Linked DNA regions of Homo sapiens: region 2 is linked to region 1. Evidence: chromatin loops called from intact Hi-C (ENCODE). Cell type or tissue: heart right ventricle. All regions are shown on one strand. Each heading gives the region's core, and the rest is flanking DNA. Links, peaks and the distances in the headings are about the cores only.

Region 1 (12,661 bases), core at 2,294-10,293:
GGGAAAACCATTTTAAAAAATTATTCCATCATATTGACCTGCTTCTAGAGACAGATGGGCCAAGAGTCTAGAGCTGGTACCCAACCTTTGATTCGATGTGGCTATTAAAATACAGGGTAATTAATTCTCATATTGAGTTACCTCGCTAAGAGCAGAGCCGCACAGCAGCGGGGACCAACCATGCCACAAAGGCTGAGAGGAAAGGCCAGGTGAGTGGGGGAGGCCCAGCTGCACCTGGTTCTCGTCTGTATCACATCACCCCAGAACAATTCCTCTTTTACAATTTTAAAAGGTAATTCAAAATTAAACACGGCTGTCCCGGCTTTTAAGATACAAAACCAGATTCGCAACTGCGTCTTATTACTAAATATCCATGGGCCATTTTCAAATAAGAACCCCAGTTCCTAACTGAGTATGTGGGCGGAATACCCTAGCGTTTACCTTGGCACTGATATTCCTTGTCTATAGTTGGGCTTTCTCATGCCTTCTCTCACTCAGGCTCAAAATAATACCCACGGCTGCTGTTTTAGGACTTTTTTTTTTTTTTGACAGGACCTCGCTCTGTTGCCCAGCCTGGAGTGCAGCGGCACCGTCACAGCTCACTGCAGCCTCAAACTCCCAGCCTTGAGCAATCTTCTTACCTCGGCCTCTCAGGTAGCTGGGTTACAGGTGTGTGCCACCATGCCCAGCTAATGTTTCTATTTTTTAGAGATGGGATCTCACTTTGTTGCCCAGGCTGGTCTCAAACTCCTAGCCTCAAGCAATCTTCCCACCTTGGCCTCCCAAAGTGCTGAAATTACAGGTGTGAGCCAACACACCCAGCCTGTTTTAGACCATATTTTTAAAATTTTCTATCATAATAAATTTTCCTTAGACACAGCTGACTATATTGCTGAAAAGAAAAGAGCCATGGATTTCTATCTCCCAGATTTCCCTGTCCACATCAGCCTCAGGATGTCCACAGGAGCTCATTCCCAAACAAAAACAAGAGGCAAGATGGGGCTGAAGAGGCAGGGGGAACAAAGGCCCTGTGAGGGGAAAGGCAGAGACTTTTAGGGGCTGGTCTAATCCGGGAGAACGTAGGACCGAGGCAGGGCCACGGGTTCCCATCAGAGGCTGCAGGCAGTGTGGCAGCCAACAGGGATCACTCTCCAGGCACCTGTGAGGTATCCGAGAACACTGCTTTCTTTAATTGGCACAATTGTATCAAGTCGTCATTATTATGTTCATCTTACAGATAAGACATTTGGATCACATGTGGTGATTAAGTTTCCAAAGCTAAATAGTGACAGAAATGAGACTCAAATCCACCCATCTGCCCCCACACCCATGCACTGTAACCTGCCCCAGGGACCTGTGGCTTCTCCATGGAGAGTCACTTTGATGGAGGGCAGGCTGGAGGCAGGTCCAAGGCCCACTCCCTGTCCCAGGGGAACGGTTGCTGGGCTGGCCTGACAATGGGTCTGGGGTAGGCCATCATGCCATGACTCTGTTGGGGAGGCACCAGGCTTGCAGCGTCCATAGAGGTGGTGATCCAAGATCCCTAGCCACCGGGGCTCGCGGTTTCTTGGCATCAGAACCTTTTTGCAAACATCATTCTTTGAAACCCCAACAAATGAAATGAGAAGAGCAGGGCTGACGGGGGAGAAGGGGCTGAGGGACCGGGGGTACCTGCTGTCAAGCACCCCGCCCTAGGTCACGTCTGCAAAACCCCAGCGCTCAGGGGACACAGTGCAAATGCCACTGCCCTGGGCAGCCGTGGAGTGGAGTTCACATGTTTCAGCAGCTGGCTAGGAGGACTCAGCTTCCAAAACCAGAGGTGCCATAGCTGAGCCTGGTGTCTGTTCTCACCCTGGGTCAGAGTGAGATCTGCCCGAGATCCCTCAAACAAGAGACACTGACCGCAGCCACCACAGGGAAGCTGCAAACAGGGCTTCCTCCAGCCCAGCCTCGGCGAGGAGGAGCCGGGAAGGCAGGGTGCCCTCAGCTGGCAGCAGACTCTGGAAGGAAGGGTCCCTTCCAACAATATCCCTCCCTTGTGTCGTCCAGAAAAGGGAAAAGGAGTCCACTTCGCACTTGCGACCCAGGTGCCTCGCGGGCTCTGTCCTTCCCAGGCTCCGAGGAGCTGTACCCGCCGGCTGTGTGGATGGCCGCTGGGCTGGACCTGAGCCAGCCCCCCGGGAGGCTACGTGCAGCCAGTGGCAGAAGAGGGATGGCGGGAGCTGGTGGGAGGAAGTGAGTTGAGTTTCACCTGAGCCTGTGTCTGCTGGCTGGTCATTCATGGGGTCCTGAGACTGGGACCATGGGAGGGTCTGGGTCCCTGGGTTGAGCCAAGAATCCTCAGCTCTGGAGCATCCATCCCCACCGCTCCTGGATTGCTGGAAATCACAGCATGGAACACAGAGGCTGAGCAGCTGGCCAGGCCTGGCCTCAGCCTCCCCTACTGTGGCATCCAGCCTGGACACCCACCTCAGCCAGCAGTTTAAGCCCTGGGATTTGGGCATTGAACCCCAGCTCCTTCTCCTTCCCTGGAGGACACCTTGGCTTGATACCTTTATCAGCACCTCTCTTACTTCTGGAAAAAGCAACACCATGTTCTATTCCTTGTCTTTAATAATTGCATGGGAAAAAACTACTTAAACTGTATCTACCGTAAAACGTTCTCCAAACTGACCATCAGAGAGAGTTTAGAAGCATGGAAGGGATCTGTCATTCCCATTCTTCAATGTACCACATTTGCTTGAAGAGTACATAATAAAAATAAGGAGAATGATTATTTTGCCACCAAATTCTGCACACTCATTGGTGGAAGAAGCTTGGGGCCTGTGGGCTGTAGAGACCCTGGGGAGAGCCTGCATCACAAAGGTGAAGAAGGGGCCTCCGGAGGTGCCAGGGACAGGACCCGGGCAACAGAGGCAGGCATGGGGGTCACACTGACTCTCAGTGTGACTTACGCCGGCCACAGAAGTGCAGTTCTGCCCTGGTGACTTCAGCCAGAGAGGACAGCAAAGCACATCTCCCACCTCTGTCTCCAGGGAGGATGAACCCTACCCAGGCTTGGGCCTGCAGCAAATGGATGGAAACACCACAGCTTGACCGCAGCGCCCACGTCTGAGCCTGACCCACAGCTCGGGCCATTTCCCTTGAAAGAGTTACTTTCTTCCACCTTCTTCAATTAAAAGAAAAAAGGAGTTATCTCCTTTTGATGCTGTCAGTTTTCTGATGAAAAGGGAGAACTGCAGATACGGGTCTTTCTAGGTAAATAAAACACCGTATTGGTTGGAAAGCGAATTCTCATCGCGGGCTAAGTCAACACAGGTGTTCTTTCATGGATGCAGGGCAGGTGGCCGTTTGTTTTCCTTTCCCTTCACAATCGTCTCTTTCTCTCCATTCGGTTCACATCTGAGCCCACATCCCTACGGGCAGCCACGAGGAAATGTCACCTGGCCCTTGTTAGGTATGAAATGTCCTTATCAATAACGGCCTGCTGTGCCCCAGCTTATCCAAGCTACAGGCACCTATAAAGCAATAAAAGGCGATTAGGAAGAGCTGCCCCTGCGGAGTTCTACGGAAGGTCTCAGCTCGGTTAGGGGAACCGTTGCTCCAAATCAACAACATTGACTTCTGAAGGAGCAAACGTTCACATCAAAGTAGCCTGGGTCTTCAAGGGAACCAAACATTGGCCATAAAATGAGCACAGCCCGGTGAATGAGGCTTTGTTATCCTCACCCAGGTGTCAGCTCTAAGACCTTCCATGAGACCACTCTTTTGAGAAAGAGACAGGCGGCCACACAGAATGGGTCATGGCGCCAGCCCTGGGTTTGAGGGGGAAAGCCCAGACGCTGCCTCACCATGAGACAAAGACCCCAGGGGCAGCCCTGAGCTGGAAGGCCACACGCCTGGCCATGGCCCAGCCCGGGATGTGGGTACATGCTGCACACATATGTGTGGGCGTTCATGTGTGTGGGCATGTACATGGGCCCAGCCTGTGATGTGGGTGAGTGCTGCACACATATATGTGGGTGTTTTTGTGTGTGTGCGTGTACATGGGCCTGGCCTGTGATGGGGGTGCATGCTGCACACATGCGTAGGCATTCATGTGTGTGTGTGCATGTACATGGGCGTGGCTACATGTGCCTGGGCCAGTGTGCATGTGCATGTACACCTGGTGCTGCTGGGCCTGACCTCTGACGCCTGGCTCCAGTGCCTCCGGCCGTTTTCGCCAGCTTGGGTCCTGGGTGTCTAACCAAGGTTCCTCCCAAAGGCACCTGAACAGCCATGATCATTCCTCACTTCTCCCAACATCCCCTCCCAGCCCTCCGGGGAACTGCATGTGGAGGCCAGGATCACCAGGCCACGGCGTCCTGGGCGGGTCTTTTCAGAATCAGAGTACAGAGCATGGGAACAGCACCACGTCCCTGAGAAGTGCAGGTCCCGGGATCAGTTTCCCCTCTGAGGAGGGAGGAGCACTGGGGGGCCCGTCCCTGAGGCTGCAGCACCGTCTAATGGTGGGAGAGCCACTCCTGCAAGTCCGTGACCTTCTGCACGGGGGACAGGAGGCACCTCGGCGGCCTCCCTGTCCATGCAGCCGGACCACTGGCTATGGGTTCAATTGTGTCCCCTAGAAAGAGGTGTCCCATCCCTCCCCTCAGCACCTATGAACATGAACTTCCTTGGAATAGACTCTTTACAGATGTACTGCAATTCAGATGAGGTCATCCTGGGTTAGGGCCAGCCCTCATCCAATGGCTGGTGTCCTTGTAGGACGAGGAGACATGGCAAGATGACTAGAATCAACTCTACCCGCAGGTTAAATCAGACCTGAGGGACAAGCTAAAAGGTGGTATCAAACACAAAACACTGTTAGTCATTTTCTGAAGGGAGGTGATTTTCCTGTCAAGCTCTGGAAACGAATTTATTCCCATCATCAGTCGTGGCCACAGGAGGTGTGCAGCTTTTCCTAAGATCAGTTCGTCTCAGGCTGGTCACGTGAGGCTCAAGCAGTCATTTCTTTTTAAATTAGTCTGATCAGTGATGGCAACAAATAGGTCCCCAGCAGCTCTCACCTCTGACCCTGCGGGATCAAACGAGGCATTTCACAGTGAGGAACATGCTGGTGGGCACCTTCAAACATTTGCCGCTTAAAAAGTTGGTGTTACTTTAGAGCGAGCCTCGTGGAAATGTAGCTGGCTCCAAAGCTAACATGAGAATGGTTAAGGGCAAGTGATGTAGGGGAAAAGGCAGGGCCCTCGCTCCCCAAATCCTGCCTAGGCTGTTTCATAAACACGTGCATCTGGCCGGCAGCCTCATCTCTCCTGACTTTCCAGGCTGGGCTCCTGTGCTGGTCAGATCGTGGCTTCTGCCTCCTTCTTTCAAAGATGACAGAAAGGGGGTCAGGCAGCCTTGCATTTTCTGATCAAAGCATTCATTACAAGCCAGGTTTGCAAAATAACAATTCGTCCGCGTGGTGTTTTTCTAAATCACACAGTCCTGTGTATCCTGGGGTGCCACGTGCCCACCAACCTGAGGGGACAAAGCGGGGACACAAGCTCTGCCGCTCCCGGGGAACCACACCCCGACCCTGCGGCCACGACATCCAGGGCCCAGCCTGGACTCGCCAAGACGCCTTGGAAAGATCCCCCCGGGCTCCTGCCGTCAGCCGATTGACCCCACGCCCTTCCCCGCTTTTCTCGCCTGCTGCGCCGCTGACATCACATCCGGGTCTCTCCGGCCACTCAGAGAGGAGGCACCTGCTCCTCGGGAGGCGTGGTTGGCTCTAGCGTGGTGGAGAGAAGATGATTTGAGGTTGGGTGTAACCGAGCTTGCAGGGAGTTGTGGAGACCTCTGTGCACGTCCACTCGTCCCAGGACTCTTTCTGCATCCCAGTGGAGGGTCCCAGCCCGGGCGCGGACAAGGAGGAGGGTCCCAGCCTGGACGCAGACCCAGAGGAGGGTTCCAGCCCGGGCACAGACAAGGAGAAGGGTCCCAGGCCGGATGCAGGCCCAGAGGACGGTCCCAGCCCGACCGCGGGCAGGAGGGCCGGGCTCAGCGTGAGCCGAGGGTGCCCCCTGGTGGCAGTGGTGATGCTGTCCAAAGCGGGCCCTGCCACGTGAACACTTTAATTCAGGAACAAGCGCGGGAGAGGGAGGCCGGCCAGGCCTCCCCAGCTCCGGGCAAATCTTCTCATGAATTCTTAATGAGGCAGTCACAGCCCCTCTCCTGTCTGTCAGCTCCTGGGCACTATAGCACAGAGTTTATGGGTTCATTTTATTGTAACAATAAAAAGAAACAGCATTGTATGTTACCAATAAAGTAACTCTAAGACACAGCTCACACTTGTGCTGATTGTTCATTTTCTCATTGCACCGAAAACGTATTCATCATAGAAACATTGTGTACAGTCGGATGTGACATTATATTGAGGGTTCAGGTCTATAAGCAACACACTGTGATTTTATGTTGTAGGGACGCAGCGTCAGGTACAGCATGAAATGTAAACGTCACGTGGATGACCTGCTGGTGAGCGTGTGCGTCTTGTGTTTTGTGTGCACGCACCACACGAGGCCCACGTGGGATTTCTCCCTGGGGCTGGAAAGCAGCTGTGGATTGGTGTTCAGCATCTGTCGGGATGGAAGGGGCTTTTCCATCCAGAGCTCTTTCCTACTTTTAGTAGGTGATAGAATCAATTAACTGTGGGAAAATGGAAGCATCTTCCTGTCTTTAAAAAAAAATGTAAACAAGAAGCTCAACTAGATACATTGTTTTAATTTAAATACCAGAGCAAGTATTTGAAGAGCCTAGCACAGCACTGACCTGAGCCTTCCGTTCCTTTTTTTTTTTGAGATGGAATCTGGCTCTGTTGCCCAGGCTAGAGTGCGAACGGCGCAATCTCGGCTCACTGCAACCTCCACCTCCCGGGCTCAAGCGATTCTCCTGCCTCAGCCTCCCAAATAGCTGAGATTACAGGCACCCACCACCACGCCTGGCTAATTTTTGTATTTTTAGTACAGACGGGATCTCATCATGTTGGCCAGGGTGGTCTCAAACTCCTGACCTCAGATGATCCGCCCGCCTCGGCCTCCCAAAGTGCTGGGATTACAGGCATGAGCCACTGCGCCCAGTCCTATTCGCTTTTATTCCCTCAAGGAAAGCTCCTGGGTTTCCGTCACGTGGGCTCTGCTCCAGGTGCAGGACACAGGGAGGAAAAGAGGGGGCTTCTTCCCACCATGGTGTGGGGAGCAGGGTGGGGTGCAGGGTTGAGCAGTACATACAGAAGGAGGGAGGCAGTGCTGGGATTTGCACAGGTGGGCACTCGAAAGATGGGTGTGGGCAGCCACCAGGATGGGACAGAAGGAGCCGCAGGAGGTAAGACCTTCAGGACAGCAGAAGGGGCAGCGCTGGGCCAGGCAGGCTGAATCCTGGGGTGGGAGGAAAGCTGAGAAACACAGCTGCAGAAGGCAGGCGGCAGGATAAGCTGTGTGGTCTCACATCCGTTTGGCTGTGTGTGCATTCGACGGTCCTGGAAGCAAGATCACACTTGGCCAGGTGGCCTCACTCCTATGTCCATTACTGCTGTTACCTTCTCCTGTGTTTTGGTCCTGACCTAGGCATTGTAATTGGTATGTAAGCAGGGAGAGGACCAAAATAAGGAGCCTGGGGTGGGGGGTGGATACTTACAGTCTGTGTCTCAGGGAATTTCCTGAGGCCTCCTTTCTGCTTGGTTTCCCCAAAGGAGCTTCCTGGATGGACCTGTCCTCACAAAGGCCTTCAGCTCCTTCTAAGTAAAGGAACAGGCAACCTCTGCCTTCCCCTGCCACGGATTCTCTGATTTTCGGATTCTCTGTGAGTCCGTTGATGTCCCAGAAAGCGAGTCCAGAAGTGACCTTCTTCTTGGGAAATTCTCCCTCCTGAAGCCCCCGGCTGACTTGAACACATTGCCAGGTTTGCGAAACACCGTGAATAAGAGAACTTTTTCCAAAGGATGTCGCACATTCCTGCCTCCAGGAAAGACCCTGCTATCCTGAGGAAAGGAGTATTTCACTGCATTACAGTTTAAAATCTTGAATAATTACTGTTTTTCCAGTTCTTCTTTGAAATTCAAAGAGAGAGGATAGAAGGAACAAATGCATGGCAAGTTTGATTTCTGCCACGGAAGGAATCCAAACAGGACTACTCACAGCTCATGGCAAGTTTGATTTCTGCCAGGGAAGGAATCTGGACAGGAAGGAATCCGGACAGGAAGGAATCCGGACAGGACTGCTCACAACTGAACTGGAGTGCCTCCTCCATCTCCAGTGTCACGGCCTCTCCTCTTGCTAAACTTTTTGTTTAAATGCAACACTCTTTTCTCATTTGTCATGGCATTTGTCAGAACCTTGAAAAGAGATTAAAATGGAGTTGCAAAACACTGAGAGATTCAAGGAGAGCCAGTGAATCTGCAAATAATTTTTAAGATAAAAATGAAAATAATAGTAACGCTTTGAGTGTCAGTGGAATTTGACTGTAAGTACAGTTTTACTAAGACGAGGTTTTCACCTAGAGGCTCCAACTAAGAACATAATTTTAATCTGCCCAGCATTGGGTTAATCTTGACTGCATAATAGTAAAAGGTATTAGCGATATTAGAGAGCTGTTTGCAATTTCTTGGGGCCGTATTCGCATTGATCATCTCTGATGTTACTCACTGTGTTTGCAGATGGAAGACATAAGGTTAAAAGACGTCCAGATCCATTTTAGAGACGATTGAAGTGAAGCAGTGAGATCATCTATCATCTGGCAGAAATTGGGCCAAAACCAGACATCCCCCATCCAGCCAAGCTGCGAAGCCTTCCAGCACAAATGCGTCTGACCACAGCTCACCTGGGATTGTGGCCAGGAGCCAGTTAGCCGGGATTGGAGAGCAAGCATGATAAAGTGCAGAGGCTCTCAGCCCTGGCAGGATATTTAGAACATCCTGGGGAGCTTTAAAGTCCTGATGGCCAGGCCACACCCCAGGCTGAGTGAATCAGAAGCCCCGCGGGACCGTGCACCCGCGTTTTTAAAGTTTCCAGGTGATTCTCAGATGCAGCCAGGACTGGAACACGCCAGTGTCAGGAGAGCCCTGAGGTCCGGCCCTGCCGCCGATGGGCAAAGCAACCCGGAGTGTGGTTTCCTCCGTGGTCAGTGTGTGAGCCTCAGACCCGCTTGGGCTGACTTCCTTTCCTCTACAGGATAAGAATATCAGACATGGGCACCTCTGTGCACATTTCCTTTGAGAGCCTGACTTCCAAAGTTGATCAATGTGAATGTTTTGTAAATAGGCCTCAGGAAACAGCCTTCTTGTGATTTTTTTTTTCCTTCTCCGTGAACCTGGAGTAATACTTTCTTCTTAAAATAATATTTATGGAGCAGTGCTTCAATATATTTTAAACGTTGAAATAGATTTACTTGATTTTTCCTAAATATGAAAGATACACGTGTTTTGTAATAATCAATATTGAAAGTGTAAAATAAAAGATAAAAATAACCCAAAATTCCTCTATCCAAGGATAGTAGAAGTGACACATATCCACCACTCAAAATTGTCCTTCCAAAATTTTCGTCATGTATGTTTCTACCAAAATAAAATGATGATGTGCTTTTATTTGTGACCAGTTTTCCTCACCTGTTGATATGCATGCAGTCAGATTTATTACTCTCTTAATGGCTACACCTGAGGTACAGGAAACAGCGAACCACACCGCCAGTTCTCTAGGTCCTAATAAACATTTTCCAAACAAGTGACTGAATGAGCACCAGGAAGGGAGGAGGAAGTGTGGCCAGATATGGCGCAGGGGACACTGTTGGAAATGCTTGTTCTCCGGTGCCGCAAAGAAATAGCACTTGAACATAAATTTAATTTATTCAGCAAGGCCATTTTTACTTTGTGCAGAAAGGGTACGCTCGCCAGTAGTTTTGCCACGAGAGTACACTGAACAAAGGAGACAGGGTCTTTTATAACCTGATGCGTCCACCCTACTGCTGTGTCTGGTTTCCATTGGATGGAATGGGACCTCACATTCTGTATTTGTCCCGACTACCTAGCAACTTAGAACTTTTTAAAAGAGGCAAAGGCAGCGGAGAACAAAGGAAGGAGGAAGTAACTTGTGGAATGCTGAGAAAGGTAAAAACACCTTCAAATAAGGAAGAGAAACAGGCTATGGCCTAATGCCCGCTTGGACCAGTGTAAGCATGCCAGGGCAACTATTTAGGCTAAATTGTGGGAGCTAAGAGCATAAAGTACATTGATTTATTACGGCTAGCAGATATTTAAGAATGTCAGCACAGGTCTTTGGATAAATTTTGCTTTGCTTCTAAGAGAAGTTACTGTTTATTTCTAATAAGACAGGGAGGAGAGTCTCTTTGAAGGGGAACCTCTACTTTACTTTTTACAACACCGTTGGTTTTAGCTGCTCCTAATTCCAGCAGTGACTCCATGGGGACTTGGAGCCCTGGCCCTGGTAGGTCACGGTGGGGTCGGTGTGGAGACGTGCCCCGTGCTGCCGTCAGTCGTGCTGACCCTGGGAGACCAGAATGCAAAGGCGGCAGCTCCCAGTCCCAGGGAAAGGATCCCGATGGAGAGTCTGGGCCCGCTCACCCCGCCCAGTGGTCCTGAGTGCTCTGAGGAGCCTCTCGGTGGCTGCAAGGTGACAGCCCTCCTAGACGCAGCTGCTTAATGACTTTCTGCTCATGTGTTTCTTCCCAAACCCATTTCTGCATAGCGGAGAGTTAGAAGGTCATGTTTTCAAATACAAAATGTCTAAGTTTTATTTTCCTAGGAGTCCTGAACAAAGTAAAATGGAACATTTCCATATTCCTTCGGAGGAGTGTTTTATGCCAGTGTGCGTGCCTGGACTCTTGACCGAGCCAAGGCCCGCCTTTATGCCCGGGGTGCTTGGAGCAGAGCCCTCGACCCAAAACTGCGTGGTGCCCACGGAGGCTCCAGGTGTCTGTGCATTTCCACACCCAGGAGGTTGAGTGGAGGAGGGAGCTGACACCAGTTCTTGCCCTCCCCTCTCTGCAGGCCAAGGCCGAGCCCCTGAGGGTGGCTCCCCAGCGCCAGGCACCTTCTGGGGTAGAGCGCCTCAGAGCAGAGGCCCCACACTGGCCCCAGGACCGGCTCCTCTTTGCCTTCCCCGACCCCGGCCCTCTTACCTCAGGCGTCCGTGTGCCCGGAAACGAATTTTGTGTTGGTCCCTCCTGCAAGCCCTCGTATTCAGAAGAGGAGACTGAACAGGCTCCCGTGCCCTGTGTGGCGGCACGGACACGGGCTCAGACCCACGCTGGCCTCCACAACCTCCCAGAGACTCCGTGTCGTGACCAACGTTCCCAGCGTGCTCCATCTGCAGGGCAGCTCCCGGCCGCATCCTCTACCACCCAGGCGACACAAACCCTGCTCTCTGGAAGCGCATCTGAGAGCCCTGAGAAAGGGCGGCCCGTCCACATGCAGCCTGATGGCCACACACTGCCTCCCCCACGTGCCTGCTCTGGGTGCCTCTGCTGCCATTTCTGGCCATGCTGGACGTTTGAGGAGAGTAACCGCCGTGGTGATATTTAAAAGGAACATTCACACCTGGGATCTCGGGGATGGAGCTGGGCTGTCAGTGGGCCTCCTCCTGATTCCCCGGACTTTCTTTTTCCTTCAGCTCCCTGACAGCTGATGCCTGCTGTGCTTCCTCCATGGCTCCCGGCCCACATGCAAACTCCACAGCCACCTTCCAGAGCCACCTTCCTAGGCCACCTACCAGGATCACCCCACAGGGCCAACACCCAGGGCCACATCGGGATCATCCCCCAGGGACACTTTTCAGGGCCACCCCCCCAGAATCACCTCCCAGAATCACTGCTCGGAATCATCTCCCAGAATCACCTCCCCGAGTCACCTCCCAGAATCACCTCCCAGAGTCACCTCCCAGAGTCACCTCCCAGAATCACCTCCCAGAGTCACCTCCAAGAATCACCTCCCAGAATCACCCCTCAGAATCACCCCCCAGAATCACTTCCCAGAATCACCTCCCAGAGTCACCTCCCAGGGCCACCCCCTAGAATCACCCCCCACAATCACCTCCCAGAATCACCTCCCAGGGCTACCCCCAAGAATCACCTCCCAGGGCCACCTTTCAGGGCCATCTTTCTAAGCCCCTTCTGGGGCCACCACTGGGCCGTCCTTGCCCAGGTTGACAGCTTCTTAAAGAATGTCTTGTTTTCTCCCTGTATTTCTTTACTCTCAATTTTTTTCTAATTAACGCCTTGATGGCCCCCTCCCGGAAGATATCTATGCCATTCTAATTGCTGTTAAATCAGCATTAACAAGCTGCAAATGCCCCCTGTTGTGTGTGTTGTGTGGCGCTGTTTTACCTCCGCTCCTGCCTCAAGATGTTTTCTTTTGCATGTGAACTAAGCAGACACAGAAAGGGCTGGGGAACTCCTCTCTCCCCTTTGCCTCCCTTTGCTGCCGTGGAGACCACGTCTCGCCCATCAGCTCTGTGGGGTCCCAGGACAGGCTCTATTCCAGAGCCACAGATGCCCAGTAAGGGGTGAGGGGTGAGGGGCAAAGGGCAAAGGGCAGCTTCCCTTCCAGGCTGCATGACCAGTGTGTCTCAGTAGAAGCCAGGTTAGTTTTCAACACCACCTAATACGTTAA
Region 2 (12,661 bases), core at 2,653-10,652, 220 kb after region 1:
AAAAACAACTAGATTACTAAATCACTTCGCGTCTTGCTGGGCGGCAGAATCTGTCACGGCAACGCCAATTGATTTTTTCCAGAGGGCAGATGTGTCCATTTCAGAAGCGCTGGGATTTGGTTTTGTCGCTTTCCTCTGCCCTGTGGGGGCTGTTGCTTTAGCTGCAGAAGCTGGAAGCGGGTCTAACCCATCCCTGTGGTCACGTAGCAGTCTGTGGAGTCTTGGCTCCGTGGGACCCTCTGCTTGGCGACACCTTCCTGCTTGAGGGAAGATGACCAAATTAGGAGCAGCTGCTTCCACTTCCAATATAACAATGTAGGAACATGTTCAGCCCACTGTGTTTCACGGGCTTGCAAATATCTGCCTTTGTTAAAGGAGACAGAGGGGGTCAGCCCCCTAGTGAAGTGATGTTACAGTGATGAGCTTTATGCAGTTTAACCAAATGGAAGGATGACTGGGTGAAGTATGTTGACTTAGAAATCAAACAGTTTCTCCAGGTTTACCAAGGCTCCTGAAAATGTGAGTGTTTAGCAACCATAGACATCTTTTCTCCAAAACGCCTACTTCACTGCCTTTAAAGGAGACCTCTCTTTTGAAGTCTCTGCAGCTTTTATTCTAGGTCGTCATGTAACACTGTTGGCGAGCCCTCAGGCAGGTGGGTAGGTCCTGCCTTGAATACCAGAGCTGAGCTCTGGGAGCCGGGGCAGGGGGGACCCTGGGCCCTTCTCTGGGGGAGTGGAGAGCGGCAGCCCGTGCTGTGCTGGCTATGCACTAGTCAGCACAAACCCATAAATGAGAGATTAGCCATCTGACAGCAAAGCTGAAGAATAAATCTCTGGTGTTTACAAGGACGTTTTAGAACAGTGAGTAATGCAGAAGTGTCTGCTCCTCTGAGTCAGGAAGACTGACCCGCAGGGAGCCACAGCTTACAGACACGAAAGCAAAGGACCGTTGGCAAGCACGGATCAATACTACTGCTGGGTGGGCGGCTCGTCCCCAGGTTATTTTTTTTTTTTGGCAATGCCTGGCAAGAGCTTAAAGCAGTCAGAAGAGAAGATGGCCTCATCTCTGTAAGTGCCAGAAAAAGTGCGTCAAATGAGTCAAGTTTAAAATCACACCTAAGGTATGTTTCAGGAAGTGACTGTTGTGCTTTGTAGGATGTTAGCCTCCTCTCGGTCTTCTAAACCCTTCCTCACCAGGCCACACTCCAGCTGTATGAGCTGCAGTCAGACCTCATTTTAGCCTGGGAATGAGAGGGCTGCCAGACGCTCTGATAACCTCCACCTGCCAGGGGCCACCGAAACGTGGAAATGTGGCTACTAATTCAGGATGTTTTCAGTAATTTGAGTCTGGCTTATCCTACTGTACAACATTTCCCCCTGGAACTGCCATTTTACACTGAAAAGGCTGAGGCTTAACATGGAAATGACTATGGAATTCATACCTGAAGAGAGTAGTGTATCTGAAAGTAAAGCCCAGGACTCCTGAGGGACAACATTTTCCTGGAACTCATCTCATCTGGGCGGATTCCTGGGCACTGATGCTGTTGGAGGGTGGATAAATCTCCATGACGGTGCTTCGGGATTGACAGTGATGTATGTGTTGTTAGGCCCGAGGGCTCTCTGTGCACATGGCTTAGAACATCTGGACGGTACATGCATCAAGCATCTGGGCTTCTGAGCAAGGCATACCTCCTGGTCACAAGGTGGCTGCAGCCTGCTGACCACCATGTCGGCAGCCACCCTTCCCCATCACCTTTGCCACTGCCCCGCCCTGTGCCCGTGGCCTTGCTTTTCCTCTGCCCGGGATGTCCTTTAATGCAATTGCAGGTGCTGAATGTAGACGGGAATTGCTTCCCGAAATCTCGTGACTTCACTTTGCCAAAAGGAGACAGAGGTGGAGATTATAATATCACTTCTCTAGGGAGGCTGAACCCTCTGCCTCCTCCTATAAGAAAGGCAGACATTTGCAAGCTCATGAAAGCTATTTAATTCATTTTGAGAAGTTGAATTGCTTCCTGAAGTCTCATGACTTTACTTTGCCAAAAGGCAACAGAGGTCGGCAAAAGATGAATCGTTTCTCTGTATTCAGCTGGGACAGGATGGAGGAGGAGTCCTGATTTGAAGCATTTGTCAACTTTCAGGGTGCAAATTTTTCTCTCATGACCACTTCAAGCTACCTTAACATCAGCCTCTCAAACTTCCTGAATGTTTAGCTGATAGGAGCCTGCTCCAGTGCACCTGACTTTGCACTGACCCAGGAACACAGTACTCAAAAGGCAGGATCCTCCACCTGCCAGCTGCCATGGACGGCTCCTACGAGGCAAGAACTGCAACACAGCGTGTGCACCAGGGGGATGCGAGATGCAGCAACACAGGGTGTGCACCGGGGGGATGCGAGATGCAGCAACGCAGCGTGTGCACCGGGGGATGGGAGATGCAGCAACACAGCGTGTGCACCGGGGGATGTGAGATGCAGCAACACAGCGTGTGCACCGGGGGTTGGGAGATGCAGCAACACAGCGTGTGCACCGGGGGGATGGGAGATGCAGCCTGGGTGGAGCCCGGGAACCCAGGACAGAGTCCAGAGATCGGTCTCGCCACATGAGCATTTGATAAACAAAGTCACACTCGGCTTACCGTGCGCATGGGCTGTTTGACCAACACAATCAGTGTCCTGTTTTCCTGTGAATTATCATTGAATTCTGATGACATAATTATTTTACAATCTTTTTTGTTCTAAAAATGATATTCGTCTTCAAAGAAAGCAAAATGAGATCACAAAAACATAGAAAACGCCTTCTTTATGTTGAATATCACCAAATAAAAGGCGTGCTTGGCCCTTATTTTAAACCACAAGGAGTACATGTCCAAATACTGATGGATGTTTTCACTCTGCTATATGAATTCTTCAGGAGCCGACAATGAAATTAGATCACTCCACTTCATTTGAAACATCTTTCACAGACAGCAAAGCAAACACACTGATTGTTTTTTTTTCTTAATGGAATGTATAATGTGTTTTGTTAAAATCAATTGAAAACATCTATGTTCACAACATATAACAAGACAACATGTGTTCAAAACACATGGCAAGATGTCCTTCTTCCTGCAGTGGAGCTTCTAACCAGGCTTCTTACCAGACACCTGAGTGGGAAAAGACTTTGAGGATGAGAATGAGTCACTGTGACTCTCTGGTGAACTGTGCGAGGCTGGAAGAATGTTTGGGAGTCCTGGGATCCATCTCTTGCCCAAACGCTGAGTCATTGTGAGGCTCTGGAAAAGGGGGCACACATGCCCCCCTGTCTAGTTTCTCCATCTTCTGATGGGCCATGGTCATCTCTGTTCATGCAGGTTAAGGAGCGGAAGGTGGTGCGCTACAGAAAATCCCCAAAGCTCACTGAAACTGGAGGCCCCGCCACCCATGACTGTTGTCAGGGGCCTGGACAAGGGAAGCTACTAAGGTGAGGACACAGCCCACTCTGAGCCTGATTCCCAAAAGGGCTTGGCTTCTGTAGGACTTAATCATTGGAGGGAGTAACACAGTGGCAGCGATACCCCAGACCTGTGAGAAAGAAAAGAAAATGCCTCTGTCTGTGGCTTCCCCAACTTCCCACAGAGGTTGCAGTCATGCAGATGAACAGCTCAGCATGTCAGTACCCGCTTTGAAGAAATGGGAAGAGTTCTTGCATCTGAAAATCACCCAGTCCCCCAGTTACCATTGCACTGGCCCACCATGCAAACCCTGCAGTTACCATCAAACTGGCCTGCTATGAAAAATCCCCAGTTACCATCGCACTGGCCCGACATGCAAATCCCCCAGAAACCATCCAGCTGGCCTGCCATGCAAATCCCCCAGTGACCATGCACTGGCCGGCCATGCTGTCCCATCCTTCTGCCTTGTGCATGCCCACACTCGCCTGCTGTGACTTTTTCAGCCACAGGTGCTGCCCTGTGCACACACACTCACACGCTATAACTTTCTCATTCATGGATGCTGCCTACACACTCTGCACTGTGTTGAATGAAGTTTAGCCTAAAGCTGCCTTCTTACACATTTTACATTTGGCCTGAAGGTTTCTGTGTACACAGCGAACTGTCACCTAACTGGACATGGAAACAGACCTAACCCACTCTTGTACCAATCACAGAGTTTCAGCCAATCACAGGCAGCAAACTGTTCGAACTGTGTTCAAAAGGGCAAACACTGAGCTGTAACTGACCAGCTGTTTCTGTCCTTCCTCTCTGTTTTCTGTGCCTCACTTTGCTTTTTTGTCCATAAATTTCTTTCCACCCCAAGGCAGTGCCAGAGTCTCTCTGAGCCTATTCTTGATCAGGGGCTGCCTGATTGGTGAAGCATTTTTGCTCAATTACTCTCTTAAATTTAATTTGTCTATGATTTTTCTTTTCTTTTTTTTGAGACTGAGTCTCACTCCATTGCCCAGGCTGGAGTGCAGTGGCACTAATCACAGCTCACTGCAGCCTCGACTTCCCTGGCTCAGGCGATCCTCCCAACTCAGCCTCCCAAGTAGCTGGGACTACAGGCGTGTACCACCACACCACGATAATGCTTTTTTAAAAAAAATTTTGGAGAGACAGGGTTTTGCCGTGTTGCCAAGCTGGTCTCAAACTCCTGGGTTCAAGCAGTCCTCCCACCTCAGCCTCCCAGAGTGCCAGGATTACAGGCATGAGCCACCGTGCCTGGCCTTGTCCAAGGTTTTTCTTTTAACAGTTGTCTCACAGACATAACACCCATAATTAGGAACATCATTCTGAAGCATAAAATCCAATTATATGAAGTGAAACTTAATTGGAAATAAGACGTTCATTATAATCTCACTGGGATAGTCTGGGCTTTTTTACAACGTGCGGTTTATGTGCTTAGGAGGCCATATTTTTTCTTTTTCTTTTAAACAACCTGCTCATCACTAACAGGAGGGGCCAGAACCGCTGTGGTGAGAACCGTGTCACGAGGGAGAGATGCTTCATTTTTCCACTAGAACGAAGTTCTCAAGAGAAACCACATTCACTGCCGTCTAATCCACGAGCACACGTGTCATTTCATTGTTGTAGGTTCACCCCTGCAGATGATCAGCTTAACACTTTGCTGAAAGGCCCTGTTTTACGTACATATCAATGGTGCCTCTGTGGAAACAAGTCTAAAATATTTGTAAGAATTTAAAATATACTGCATTGCACTAGCAAAGCCTAGTTATCATGGCAGTGACTTTTGTTCTGACGGGCAAAGAAAGAGACTTAGACATCAAAGTGTAAGTTGGATCCTTACCTAATGTGCTCCCTTTAAGTAGTTCTCCCAGCTGTGAGCAGGAGCTACACACTGTCCATTCACTAGAATCGCTGTCTTCAAGGATGGCCCTAAAAGCTGGTCACTTGCAGAGGTTCATAGAGCATCTGTTCCAAAGCTCAAGGTCAGGAACTCACTTCTTCAAAGCTGAAATGCTCTGTCTAGTGCTCTGTGGTCTTCGGGCTATTCATTAGCAAGCTCACGCTGTTCTGTGGGGCCAGGGCTGGGTGTTTCCTCTTCAGTGTCGTTTAACCCTGCTGGGTTTCAAGATCCTCACCTAGAAAATGAAGGAGTCATTTTACGTGGTCTCTAGGATTCCTCCTACCACAATTTGATGAAGTTAAAATTCTGTCTGAGAAAATGCAACTGGTGGTACCTGAGACAGGCAGCAGGTCATGATCGTGGAGCTGGGGTGACACATGAACACCAGTGTGTTTTCTGGCACGGAGCGGGCCTCGGTAAGCAGGCCGAGGATGGGGAGAAGAGACACAAAACCTCCCTCGACACGCTCCTGCCGCTGGCGCTTCTGCCAGCTGAAGAGAGGGCATCGCCTCTGGCAACAACACCTGTGATTTCAGGGATGCTCCTGAAAAGATAACCCCAAGAACCTCATCAAGTAATCCGAGCAACTCTGCCAGGAAAACTGCAAAGAAGAGAAAGCAACCCACAAGACGGCAGTGGAGCCCGAAGACCCTCCAACGTGCGTTAGAAAGCTTTCAGCTTGGGGTCCCCACATAGCTGTAAATTCTCTGCTTGTCGTGCTTCCCATCTGAGGTCATAAAATCCCAGGATGAAAGCCAGAGCTTTGATTGATTGCCAAGCTGAGATGATGTGGAATTCAGTAAGAGAGAAAACATTCCTTTCCTTGCCCTAAACGTCCAGGGCAGGACAAATATTTATAAGATTTAGCACTTAACCCATTTCCATGGCTCAAGATGCATTATTATGTCTGTCCCAAGTAAGACCACATGTTGCTTTGTGACATTACTAAATCGTGGGAGCCCTATGAAGCTGAAGTTTAAGGAGAGACGATGACCCATGTCGTTGGTGTGAAATGATGTGACCCACTATATGTTGCATGGTCTAGACCCCAAATCCAAGGCCTAATTCACCATTCACCTCCATTCTGGTTTGCCTGGAAGCTCTCTGCCAAGCAACAGAGCAGGAACGAGGCAGCGTTCCCTGCCTCCACTTCCCAGTCTGTAGAGAAGGAGGCCACATGTTATCATAGCCCACCTGCCTTTGAGTCTCTACACTTTGTTGTTATTTCAGACAAATTCTGCAATAAACATCTCTGTGCAAATGGGCTGAGTTGCTGAGTCAAAGAGCAAAAGCGTTCATCATTCTAAAAGATACTGCCAATTGAGCTCCAAATATTAGGCCAATTTACCCTCCCCCAATGGTAAATGAGAGTCCCTTCTTGCACCTCCCCTCGCCAGTTATGGGAAGGGTTTACCTCTCTACCAATGGATGCATGAAGACTGACTTGACGTCATTTGAACAAACTATCCTTAATCATGTGAGGTTCAGTATATTTTTAAATATTTAATGGCTCTTCGTCTCTTTCTCTGTATCTTTGGCCATTTTTCAATATTTCATTCCTTATTAATATGTATGTGTATTGGAATCATAAGTCTTTTATTTTCTTATTTGTTAAAATATCTTTTGCTAGTTGAATGTTTGTGTTTGACTTTGTTTACACACTTCTTCCTGTCAGGAATGTTTTTATTTTTATATGGTAAATGTTGTCAACTTTTTCTTTTATGTTTTTTGGGATTTGGGTCATACCTTCCCTACCCCAATATTAATCGTATATTTTTGTTTTCCTTCTAGGATTTTATGGTTTCATTGTTAAAAGTTACACCGTGATCCAGTCAGACTTAGTTTTGGTGCAAGGAATGAAGTATGCTGAGGTGTTATCGGAACTTATAACATTTACTTCCTGCAGTTGTAAGAGTGTCAAGAAAACTGTGAGTTTTTGAAAGGAAAAAACCAAGAAACTACAGATTTTCTATGATAGATTTTTTTCCCTTTTAATCAACTCAGAGAACTCAATGAACAATTCCCTCCTGCTAAGAAAAGTCCTGTCTACACGGTACCCTGGGAGGTGCGGGTCACCCGTGTATGGGACTCAGAGCTGTGCCTGGGCAGGGATCTCCGCCCACATGGCACCCAGGGCATGACAGAGGCCTCAAGACGCCCCCTCCTCAACTCGACGTCCAGCCGTGCCTCAGGGTGCCATCTGCAGGCTCAGACTGCCACCTGCTGTGTGCACAGGCAAAACAAGCCGAACCAAAACAGGTTTCGCCTAGAACACCTTTGACTATAGATAGAAATCATCACTACCTCTAAGGTTTTTTTCTGCTTTAATTTTTTTGCAGTAAGAACACTTAGCATGGGCTCAACCCTCCTCACGTAACTGTAAGTGTTGACCTCACGGTGCTGTTCGCTCTGGGGACAACGTTGCACAGCAGATCGCAGAGCGTGTGCACTCGCGTCCCTGACACTCACTCCCACGGAACAGCAGACCCTCTCCTCCCTGCCCCTGCCTGGCTCCCGCCACTCCACGGCTGCCTCTGTGGCTCCGGGGACTCTAGGGGCCTCACGCAAGAGGAATCACACAGTGTTGGTCTGTTTGTGATTGGCGCATTTCAGCAAGCAGAACGTCCTCAAGGTTCACCTCTGCAGGTGACATGGGTGAGAACGGCCTTCCCTTTTAAGGTCGAAGCATATTGCATTCTCTGTCTGAACGTTTTCTTGATCTATTCATCTGTTGACACAGGTTGATTCTGTATCTTGGCCACTGTGAGCAGTCCCACATTGCACATGGGAGTGCAGACATCTTTCTGAGATCCTGATTCCCATTTTTTGGATAAATTGGAACCTTTGCACACTGTTGATGAAGCCACTGTAGGGAGGGCGATATGGAGGTTCCTCAAAAAATTAAAAACAGAGCTAACAAATGATCCAGAAACTCCATTTTTTGTATTTTGAAACCTACAATGTGCCAGGCACTGTGGTAAAAACTCTCCCGGCTCCACAGCAACCTCTGTAGGTGGGTTCAATGGGGACCCAGCTCGGAGTCCTCAGAGACTTTCTGTGATGCCACAAAACCCTGTATTTTAACATTTAACACCATGTCAAAGGACACAGAGATCCCATTCAGAAATGGAAATGCTGGGGAGAAAATCGATGTTTGAGTGAATCTTGCCACCAAGAGGAATATCACCCTGTGTCAGATGAGCACGTGCCCCACCCAAGTGTAAGGACAGATGCGCAGGTATTAATTCTCCCATCAATTCCTCATCGCTCAGTTCTGCGTCCAATCTGCTGTGAGACTGAGATGTTTTAAATATCCTCAGAGAGAGGCTCACAGTCCCATCATCTGCTAATCCCCAGCAAGCCTTCCCTCCTTACGCTGCGATTAAGTGCACGGTGCTGATGACAATGGAAATGACGTTGGTGACAAAGTCGGCTTCTGTTCATTGAGTGCTCTCACAACCAGCCGACATATACTGTGTCATTTAAACCTCGTAACATCCCTATGAAGGAGGTGGCCCTGTGATTCTCTTCATTTTACCAATGAGGAAACTGCCGTAAAGAAATTAAGACCTTTACCCTGAGATACACACATCTAGGAGTGACCGCAAGAGGTTAGCCATTTTAATCATTCCTTTGCCACATTTAATCCTGGACATCTTATACTTTCCATAGATGTGTGGCTCAGAGAATAATGAGGCTTCAAATATTAAGCCAATGAAGAAATTATGGAAGATATTTTTTCAAAGCAAGGCAAAAATTACAGAATGCCCCTCAAAGCCGAATGTGAAAGGCATTCTTACTTCTGTTACTTAGGGTGATTCACGCATTGTTCTCCTTCAGAAGAGATATTTGGAATTTCGTTCTAGAATGCTTCCCTAGTCTTCTCCCCATTTCAAAGCGCAGCACATAACACGTTTCTTAGTTCCACACCCCCTTCAGTGTGAGAGGTTTATAGTGCTATGTCTCATCTACATCCGCCACTCCATCTGGTCAGGAGAAGCCACTGCGTTTGAGGTGATTTGTTTCAACAGCCGTGGGAAATGCATCCAGCAGGGCCAGGTCCGGGTGGGGCTGGGGCCAGCGGCTGCTCCATGTTCCCCCGGTGATTCTGAGATTCCACGTGGAGACTCCAGGGCTGGGAGACCTCTAAGCCTGTGTTAAACTTGTATGATCCGTGTCATTTGGAAAGGAACATGATACTCTCGACTTGGAGACGAAAAAGCACCTATGACAGGAACCCGTTTTTGGAATCTGTATTTCTATCACATCACTTTTTTTTTTTTTTTTAGATGGAGTCTCACTCTGTCACCCACCCAGGATGGAGTGCAGTGGTGCGATCTTGGCTCACTGAAACCTCTGCCTCCCGGGTTCAAGTGATTCTCCTGACTCAGCCTCCTGAGTAGCTGGGACTACAGGCATGTGTCACCACACCCAGCTAATTTTTGTATTTTTCTATTTTTAGTGGAGACGGGGTTTCTCCATGTTGGCCAGGCTGGTCTCAAACTCCTGACCTCGTATCACGTCACTTTTGACTTATGTTGTTTGTGTTTCTCTCACCTCTTGCTAGGCTCCTGAACTCTGAAGTCGGCAAGACTTCACATGTGGTCTGTGCATGTGCTTCAGATGCAGTCGGCACTCACCACATGCGTGTTCAACATGACAAATATTAGTTTAGTGTCTACCACAGGCTGAGCATCCTGAAAATTCAAAATCCGAAATGCTCAAAATCCCAAAATTTTGTAGCACAGATATGCCGCCACAAGCAAAGAATTCTGCATTGTCTTCATGTGACAGGTCACAGTCAAAACACAGGTGCAAAACACACCGTTTATTCAGCAAGGGGGCTCCAGCGTATGGTCACCTTTTAACCAAGCCCAGCACTGTTGGTGGATACTGAAGATGCCGCTGTTCCCTGCAGCTGCTGTCTGATGGCTGATGCCACCATGCTGCTACTAACCCTGGACTCGTTACTCTTCACTGTTTTAATGGGATGGAGTGTTCCTTACTGTCACGTACTCTGTGTAAGTAAGCGTGAGGAAAGGACTGCTTATTGGTAGCAGATAAATTCAGAGCCAGGAGAGATGGTGATGTGAAATATTCCCAGCTTATCCGTATATGTGGCTGAGATAGTGGCACCTTTGCTTCCTGATGGTTTGATGTACATGAATTTTGTTTTATGTCTCAAATGATGTAAAATGTATAAATTTACCTCTAGGCTATGTGTATAAGGTGTACATGAAGCATGCATTTGGGCTATGTGTACACGGCGTACATGAAGCATGCATGAATTTCATGTTTAGACTTGTGCTGGACCCTCAAGATATTTTACTATGTATATGCAAATATTTCAAAAGTCTGAAAAAACTCTGAAATCTGAAACACTTCTGGTCCCAAGCATTTTGAATTAGAAGTTCTCAGTCTGTATGAGGCAGGATTGGAAGAATGAGTCCCGGATATTCTGCACACCATTTGGGAAACCTGATCTTCCACGATAGAAACCACCTCCCTGAGTCTGCGTGAACCTCTGGTAGAAAATGTATAGAGGAAGAAAAATAGATGCAGTGCTTTTCACATGCGGTTATCAAAGCTTCCATCCAGTCCACCCAGAGAAAGTGGGCAGTCCTGCCTGGGAACGCCCATCACAGCCACTCCAAAAGAGCTCAGTTTCCTGCTGCCCACATGTTCCCAAGAGCCAATGTTCTCCAGCCCCTAGAATCTTTAATTAGGCTCTCTAGATTGTCACAGGAAGAGTGATTAGTGGAGCCACCTCCCAAAAGGTTCCCAGTTCTCAGTGGGAATCCAATACTGTATATTTACATTTGGGGTGGGAAGGAGATTAGGTTAACCTCCTTTGATATTTTCACTTAATCTTCAAAGCAATCACAATATTATTAGATCATTCTCAAGATCACTGCTTTGCTGTTCTATTTAATCCAAGCAATTTGATTAATGGAAGGGTTTAGGATGGTCTAGGGCCTGCTGTGAGCCAGGCTGTTCATTTAGCGAGTGGAGCCATAATGGATATGCCTGCCAGGACCGAAGCCCTGGGGACACTTCCTCTCTTCTCATTTCCAAAGCAGGACTTCTCAATCCTGTTTGGATTATTAACTAGACACGAGTCTTTTATGGAGTTGATATTTTTTGCATATTCAGAAAAAATGGATCACCGTTGGGGGCTGCATTGCTGTCAGGAAGGTGCAGAATGAGGCCACTGCCGTCAGGAAGGTGCAGAATGAGGCCACTGCCATCAGGAGGTGCAGAATGAGGCCACTGCCATCAGGAAGGTGTAGAATGAGGCCACTCAGGTGTCCTCAGGCATCTTTCCTTGGCACCGTGGTGAACCTGCCCTTGAATAGACCCACATCTGAGATCAAGGCTGCTCCAGCTCAGCCTGATCATGTTGGGCAAAAGCCCCAGCCCAGCTGGAAACTCCACACTTTCCAGAGCTGTCTCAGCACAAGAGCACCGCCCTGAGGCAGGAGAGTTGCTTGAACCTGGGAGGTGGAGGTTGTAGTGAGCCAAGATCATGCCACTGCACTCCAGCCTGGGCAACAGAGCAAGACCCTGTCTTAGGATAAAAAACAAAACAAAAAAAAAACAACAAGTGCCCTGTTGAAGGACGTGGTCCAAGTAGGAGCCATTACCTACTGACAGAGGAGCCGTTGGGCCCTGAAGGAGCGGTAGAGATACCCAGGAGTTTCAGGCCTTGGGTGAGACTCAGAGACGTGCTGGCTTCAGGTGTGACCTGGCACATTCCCAGCTGTGGTGGCTACAGGGCAAGACTCCTTCTGCTTGAGAAAAACAGAGAAAAAATAAAGGGGACTTTGTCTTGCACCTTAGGTCCCAGCTCAGCCACAGTGGGACAGAGCACCAAGCGGGCTCTTGGGGTCTCAATTCCAGGCCTTGGCTCTCAGGCAGCATTTCTGGACCTGTCCTGGGCCAGAGGGGAGCCCCCTGCCTGAAAGGGTGAGTGCCAGGCCAGGCAGCATTCACCACAAGCTGACTGAAGAGTTCCTGGGCTTGAAGGGAGCACTGGCAGCGGCCTGGCAGTATTCCCGTGGGTCTGTGGTCGTGGTGGCCATAGGATGCAGTTTCTCTCCCTGCAGAAAGGGCAAAGAAGAGGGGGAAGAACTGCATCTTGTGTTCTGAGTGTCAGCTCAGCCACGGCAGAATACAACGCCAGGTAGACTTCTAAGGTTTTCTGTTCCAATCCCTGGCTCCTGGATAGCATCTCTGGATCTGCCCGGGGCCTGGGAGAACTCATTGCCCTGAAGGGAAGGACACAAGCCTGCCTGGCTTCACCACCTGCCGATTG

The links. Hi-C counts contacts between places; a loop is a spot of excess contacts. Peaks named below come from ENCODE experiments on the same cell type or tissue, not always from the same donor. Only the 100,000 strongest peaks of a DNase experiment are listed, where the experiment ranks them.
Region 2: a loop joins it to region 1, with 2.7 times the contacts of the local background. A loop is called at or near these places in 51 of 110 quality-filtered maps.

The regions. Positions count from the first base shown.
Region 1 is chr6:168,363,855-168,376,515 of GRCh38, reverse strand. It overlaps LOC107986549 (a long non-coding RNA gene), which reads right to left and starts at 8,916. Exons shown (of 3, transcript XR_001743904.3): 1 at 8,685-8,916; 2 at 7,678-8,374; 3 at 6,232-7,519. In heart right ventricle, for the core only: a CTCF peak has its summit at 6,066 (motif pointing left); a DNase peak (open chromatin) is centred at 6,065; H3K27me3 peaks cover 2,310 bases.
Region 2 is chr6:168,145,949-168,158,609 of GRCh38, reverse strand. No RefSeq gene overlaps it. Among named protein-coding and RNA genes, the nearest start is that of FRMD1, 73 kb to the right of the region's middle. RefSeq lists enhancers at 1-963, 964-1,961, 1,962-2,961, 7,653-8,289. In heart right ventricle, for the core only: a CTCF peak has its summit at 7,558 (motif pointing left); no DNase peak of the experiment used is centred there; H3K27me3 peaks cover 3,978 bases.